Regions from separate parts of the Homo sapiens genome. Here region 1 is linked to region 2. The links are chromatin contacts, found by Hi-C in ENCODE. All regions are on one chromosome and are shown on one strand. Each heading gives the region's core, a stretch centred on a gene start or an enhancer-like site at or near the end of the contact. The rest is flanking DNA. Distances are from core to core; before and after follow the strand shown.

The links. A loop is a pair of places that touch in the nucleus more often than their neighbours do. Pooled maps may share reads with other maps.
Region 1: a loop to region 2 is called in a map with no recorded cell type, with 9 times the contacts of the local background. The contact joins the enhancer-like site here to the promoter of NFKBIE in region 2. A Hi-C loop is called at or near these places in 7 of 37 single-sample maps with no recorded cell type and 3 of 50 pooled maps.

The regions. Positions count from the first base shown.
Region 1 is chr6:43,382,240-43,385,254 of GRCh38, forward strand. No RefSeq gene overlaps it. Among named protein-coding and RNA genes, the nearest start is that of ZNF318, 14 kb to the left of the region's middle. RefSeq lists an enhancer at 1,260-1,439. Within about 2 kb of position 1,657, at least 9 of the 41 ENCODE cell types and tissues checked have a DNase peak (open chromatin) inside an H3K27ac peak, as active enhancers do.
Region 2 is chr6:44,263,740-44,267,135 of GRCh38, forward strand. NFKBIE (NFKB inhibitor epsilon) reads right to left here and starts at 1,812. Exons shown (of 6, transcript NM_004556.3): 1 at 1,243-1,812. The coding sequence starts at 1,607. RefSeq lists enhancers at 1-16, 317-546, 939-1,438 and a silencer at 1,357-2,026.

The DNA.
Region 1 (3,015 bases), core at 407-2,906, 880 kb before region 2:
TTTACTTTCCAAGTTTGTAGTAATTTGTTAAGGATACAAGTGTATTTTTTTTTTTTTTTGAGAAACTGTCCCACTCTGTTGGCCGGGCTGGCATGATCATGGCTCACTGCAGCCTCAACCTCCTGGGCTCAAGCAATCCTCCCACCCCTCAGCCTCCCAAGTAGCTGAGACTATAGGTATATGCCACCACACCCTGCTAATTTTTTGTACTTTTTGTTGGGACTGGATTTTGCCATGTTCCCCAGGCTGGTCTTGAACTCCTGGGCCCAAGAGATTCCCTTGCCTCAGCCTCCCAAAGTGCCGGGGTTACAGGTGTGAGCTACCACGCCCAGCCACAAGTGTAACTGTAATAGGTACCACCTCACCTATATATCTCATCCCCACCCTTGTATATTTTTGGTTATGAGAGAAATGCTCCACATCGTTGGTCACTATTTCAGAGCTTATGTCACATTCTGTAGGATACCACTCTAATCTTTTTTTTTCTTTCTTTCTTTGAGACAGAGTTTTGCTCTTGTCACCCAGGCTGGAGTACAATGGTGCGATTGCGGCTCACTGCAACCTCCAGCTCCTGGGTTCAAGCTATTCTTCTGCCTCAGCCTCCCGAGTGGCTGGGATTACGGGCATGTGCCAAACACGCTTGGCTAATTTTGTGTTTTTAGTAGAGATGGGGTTTCACCATGTTGGTCAGGCTGGTCTCGAACTCCTGACCTCAAGTGATCCACCCGCCTTGGCCTCCCAAAGTGCTGGGATTACAGGCGTGAGCCACCGTACCCGGCTGATACCGCTATGATCTTATGAGATGTTGTCTCCAGTTGGCAAAATAAAAACTAAGACCTCAGTAAGCCTATTCTATAAGACTAGCTGGAATATACAATAAAACTAAATAAGGAATCCCAGAAGAGTTGAATTGTGTATCCCAGCTGTCTTACTTCTTCCACCGTAAAAGTACTCCCTTGGCCAAAAGCATCATTGTGTGGGATGTCATGTTGAATGCCTTATGAGTCATTCAGTAAGTTTCTGGATGGTGCTGGCAAAAATACAGTGAGTAGGAAAAATATATAGAAATTTAAAGTAAGTTTCTTCTACAATGAAGATAAATTACTGCCCTGTCCATGAAGGAAGAGGTCCAAACTGGCAGTAGCAGGTCAATCTTAGTGTGAGAACGTCCACGTGATTGAGCCTTTACACTCAACATGCATTGCCTCCATCAGTGGTCCCATGGTCACTTTGTTCACAAGCTCATACAGCACACTCTGGTGTAACTAGGGGAAAGGGTGGATACCATCCATAGAGCAGTTCATCTTCTCTACCTGATTGTTGATAACCCTCTTCTACTCACGAGGCACAAATGTTCTCATTATAGTAGATTGGTTTTCTCAACATACGTTCTAAACTCCTTAGACTGGTTTTCTCAACATACATTCTAAACTCCTTCGTACCTTTCTATACTGAGAGTCTAGAAAGATAAAAGCTGTATTTCTCAGATCCTATTACAGTTATGGTTTCAGGTGTAATTGAGATTTTTGCCAATCAGGTATATTCCCATGAGACTTGAATGTGAAACCCAGTTAACTGAGTGATGTGGAGAAAGAGGCAGGATATGAAGTATTCACTTTGCTGCTGTGAATCATGACAGAGGAAGTGTGGTTCTGTGGTTACCGACGTGCTGATTTGCTGGTTTCCTGCAGTGGAAGCCATAGCTTACCCAAGCATAGCAGAATCAGTGAGATTCTGGGTGTGGGGAGTGCTCTTACAAGCTCCACCTAAAGCTTCTTCCCCTACCCCTTACAAATATTGTGTAAGCCACACGTGATCCCTGGTAATAACGCCCTTCTCCCTTAAATTAAGTAGAGTGGTATCTGTGGTCTGCAACTGAATCATGACAGATACTGTCACATTTGGGAACCATTTTAAGAAGTTCTTCCACATTATACTTCTCCAACTTCATTTTAATATCACTTCTAACTCCCTAATCATCTAGCCAAACCATTAACCTCAGACTCTTTTTTTTTTTTTTTTTTTTTGAGATGGAGTCTCGCTCTGTCACCCAGGCCGGAGTGCAGTGGCGCGATCTCAGCTCCCTGCAAGCTCTGCCTCCCAGGTTCACGCAGCTGGAACTACAGGTGCGTGCCGCCATGCCTGGCTAATTTTTTTGGGGTTTTTTTTGTATTTTTTAGTAGAGACGGGGTTTCACCATGCTAGGCAGGATGATCTCGATCTCCTGACCTCGTGATCCACCTGCCTCGGCCTCCCAAAGTGCTGGGATTACAGGCATGAGCCACCGGGCCCGGCCAAATCAGTGTAGACTCTTAACCTGTTTCTCCTTCTGGGAAAACTGGTCAGGTAGTTGTATTTCTTGAAGTCCTGACTATCCTCAGTGTCCTTCAGGGTCACCCTTGATTGGGGGCCACAGTATCACAGCAGCCCATTTCTTTCTAATGCCAGCACATTAGGTGAAGACAGCTACAAACTAATCATGACTTTATTCCACTGCAGTCTGGTAACAAGGCCCATTTCATTGGTTATAGTGGTAGATGAAATAGCAATGCAGCAGAAGTAGTGGTGTGGGTGCTAGGAGCCATTTGTGTTTTCAGGATCTGCTGTGGCCTCATTTTGTGTATGTCATTTCTACTTGATAATGGATCCATGTCCTAGGTATGAACCAGCTTTATACCTAGGAAGACCAGATGATAGCCAGTTCATGATTATGCTGTGATCATGCTGGGTTCCATGATCATGCTGTGTCCGTGGCCCAGCAGCAAGCTGAGAGCTGATTCTCAAAGAGAGAATATTTACCTGCCAAAAGGCATGCTCAGAGGGCCTCTGCTATGATTATTCTATCAGGACATGCCATAGATGATAAAGTACCTCAGTCTGCCACAAACACTTTGAACATTATAAGGATCGCAAGGACTAAGTTGCACTGCAGACTGGACCAGCTGGAGAACCTTTTCTTCCTCTGAATCTCACTCAAGTATGGCTTCATTTCAAGTGACCAGATAAGGAGGTCAG
Region 2 (3,396 bases), core at 562-3,061:
CTGCTCTCTGGGGACTCGCTGGGGAGCCCGGACATTTCTCCCCTCCACACACACACCCAATCTGGACACAACACCTGCTTCTAACTAGAGATGGAAAAGGCTGGGGCTGAGAGGCTAACAAAAGACGGCAATGTCAAAAGTCCCCTCTCCTTGGATCAAAGGTCATCAGAGGTATCTTGCGTGCAGCCCCCAAAACCTTGGGGTTCTGGGCCTGAGGGCTGGTGATCCAGGCAGAGTACAGAAAGGACTGGGTCACTCCTCTCCCACCCACTGGGTCCACCAGCTGTCTTTATCAATGGCCACCCAGGATTAGGACCCTGCATCTCCAAAAAGCAGGTTAGGACAGCCACCTCCTGCCTCCCCTACTCCTATTTATATGAGCACCCTTGACCAGGGATTCCAGCCCTCCCCAACTCTATTTCTCATCCCCAGTTCCCAACCTTTCCCTCCTCTGTCAATGTTTTCTTCTTCCTGGGGGGCTAAATCCTCAACTGGCCAACCCATCCCACACAACTGCCTTTTACTTCAACTGCCCTCTGGCCCACTCCCACCAAACTCCATCTGGGTCTGGAGGAGGAAGGGTTAAGTGAGGGAGTGAGACACGACAGTTAGTGGGACTGGGGGCTCTGGAGGTAGAGGATGTCAGGGACGCTGACTCTAGCCCTCACTTCCCCTTTCTTAGCAGAGGAGGAAGTAAGCTGGGGCAGCCAGCCGCCTGTCTGTCTGCTGGGGCAAGAGTGCCCCAGCCTGGCTCACCCCATCCTCCTGAGGACCAGTCCCAAACCTACACCCTGGTGGCACCCCCCATGCCTAGCTTCCTGGCCCCGACTGGCAACCTGTAACTGGCACCTGTTGTTCCTTGAGACAGAGCATTCTGAGGTCAGGAACTGGGAATCCCAGATATTGAGCAAATAAGGATGTCCCCTTCCCCAGCAAGAAGAAACAAAAAAACTGGACTTGGTCAGGGGAATTTTCTCTTCCTAAGGGTGGATTATTGGTAGATTTCCAAGATGCTGGCTGGGTTAAGGGTCCTGCCAGCTCTGCCCACCCCGAAATGGGAGGACAGAGATGATTCCATGGCCTAGCTGGACCTCAAAAGTGGGCTGAGAGTTAAGTCTGGAGTTTGGAAGAGCGAATGGGGACTTGAAGGATCTTCACGGGGGAGTGGGGGTGCCCGACCTGTTGCGGCTCTTGGGCAGGCCCAGAGTTAGCATCCCGATTCAGCCTAGCCCCCATACTCACGTGTCTCCGTCCTCGGAGATGTAAGTGAGTGCTTCCAGCTGCTGAGGGCTCAGCGCCCCCACGTGGGGGAGTGGCAGGCGTGGGGCCGGGTCCTCAGCCTCGGGGCCCCCCAGCAAGGACAGGGTGTAGGTGAGCGAGGAGGAGCCATAGGTGGAATCAGCCCGCTCCCCATCCGCGTCTTCCTTCTCCTGTGGTTCCTTGACGGGTCCCGGAGGATGGGTGCAGGGCTGGGGGCTGCCGTCCGAGGGCCCGGAGGCTGGAGCCGAGGTGGACTCGGGTAGGGAGCGCAGAGAGCGCAGAGACTCAATGCCAGAGTCGTACTGGCTCTCCTCCGCCTCGTCCGGCCCCTTCCGCGCCTCCGACATGCCCGCGGCTCTGGCCGGCCGGGGCCCGGTCTGAGCAGGATCCGGCTCCAGGCTCCGCCGCGCCGCCTTTCCGGGTTGCGGGTCCGCTTGGCAGAGCGGGCGCCCGGCCCGCGGCGGCCTCCTTCCCGGGCTGTGGGGCTCCGAGGGGCCGGCGCGCAGCGAGGACAAGGTTCGGAGCGCTGGCCAGGTCCACCCAGCGGTTACTGTGGGCAGCCGAACCGCCCAAGCGGGTCCTCCTCCTCGCCCCGCCCCTCCGGACCAACAGGGTCGCCTCACGCGGATGGCCCCGCCCCCTCCCCGCCCCCGGCGGGCGCTTCCGGAAAGAGGCCCCGCCCCTCCGGAATCCCCCTTCCCGGGCTCTGCGTAGGCTTGGAGTCTGTGGTTCCCGGGCCTTGACTCACTCCTTCGTTGATTCATTCACTCATTCATTCATTCATTCATTCACTCTTTCCCCCTTCCTCCTTCACTCCATTCATTAGTTCCACGCATGTACTGTTTCCTTCTTTCACTTCTATTTCTTAATTCATTTGTTTTATTTTTATTTTTTATTTTTTTGAGACGAAGTCTTGCTCTGTTGCCCAGGCTGGAGTGCAGTGGTTGATCTCTGCTCACTGCAACCTCCGCCTCCTGGGTTCAAGCGATTCTCCTGCCTCAGCCTTTCGAGTAGCTGGGACTACAAGTAGAGACGGGGGTCTCGCTACGTTGCCCAGGCTGGTCTCGAACTCCTGGGTTCAAGCGATCTGCCTGCCTCGGACTACCAAAGTGCTGGGATTACAGGCTGTGAGCCACCGGTCCCGGATCATTCATTTGTTTTAAAAGAAATATCTATTAATTGTCCGTACAAGCTGGCATCTTTGGGGGAGGGCATGTAGGCGATGGGATGGGGAAGCACTGCTTCCTATCCCCTGCCCATTTATCTCAATTTCTCTTGCTTTCTCATCTTTCCCTATCAGTGCCCAGGGGTACGGGTAGGGAAAGGGGACTCCCATTATCTTTAAAGGAGCAGTTCTCCTGGGTCCTGGAAGACAGTCTCCTGTGTCAACGTCCCACATCACATGGAATTGGGCATGAAAATGTTTTTTTGGAAAGAGCGTCTTCTCAGGGAAACTGTTGTCTAAAAAGTAAAGTGGTTGTGGAGTTTCTTCTTCCTCAAAGGGTGAAACCCTGGCCTTGGGTAGTTACAGTTTCTGGTCAACCCCAGCAGTCAAGGAAGTGGGGTCAGGTTGGGGAGGCCCCAGACATGCTGGGTTGCACTCTGCTCAGGTCCCCAACACAGCCCCAATCTTAGTCCCAAAACATCTTTCCTCTTTCACTGTCCCTGGGCCTAGGAAGGCCGTGGGAGCACCCTACTACAAGTGAGCCCTAAGCCCATGCTCCATGATTTATTCCCTCATTCCTCCCCACTATTCCAAGTGCTATCAGCCTAACGCCAGCAATGCCCTTAGAGGGTTATCCGCAAGGGAACATGTAGCTTTTCCATCTCCAGCATTGGAGAAAGGAAGGTGGATGAGTGTAGACAGCAACGTTTTGCAGGGGGGAGGCCAGCTTTCCCACAGCCCTTCCCCTGCAACCTCATTTTATTCATCCATCATTCACCTACTTGACAAACATGTATGGAAGGTCTCCTGTAATGTCTGACGTTGTTCTTTCTACTGGAAGCAAAACTGACTATCACAGTAATAACCAATAACCACCCCCCATGACCAACAAAAAAATCCCATGGTCCTAAAAAAGCTCCTTGGCAATTACAGCTCAGAGTGGTTGGGATAAGACAGAAGTGAGAACAGGG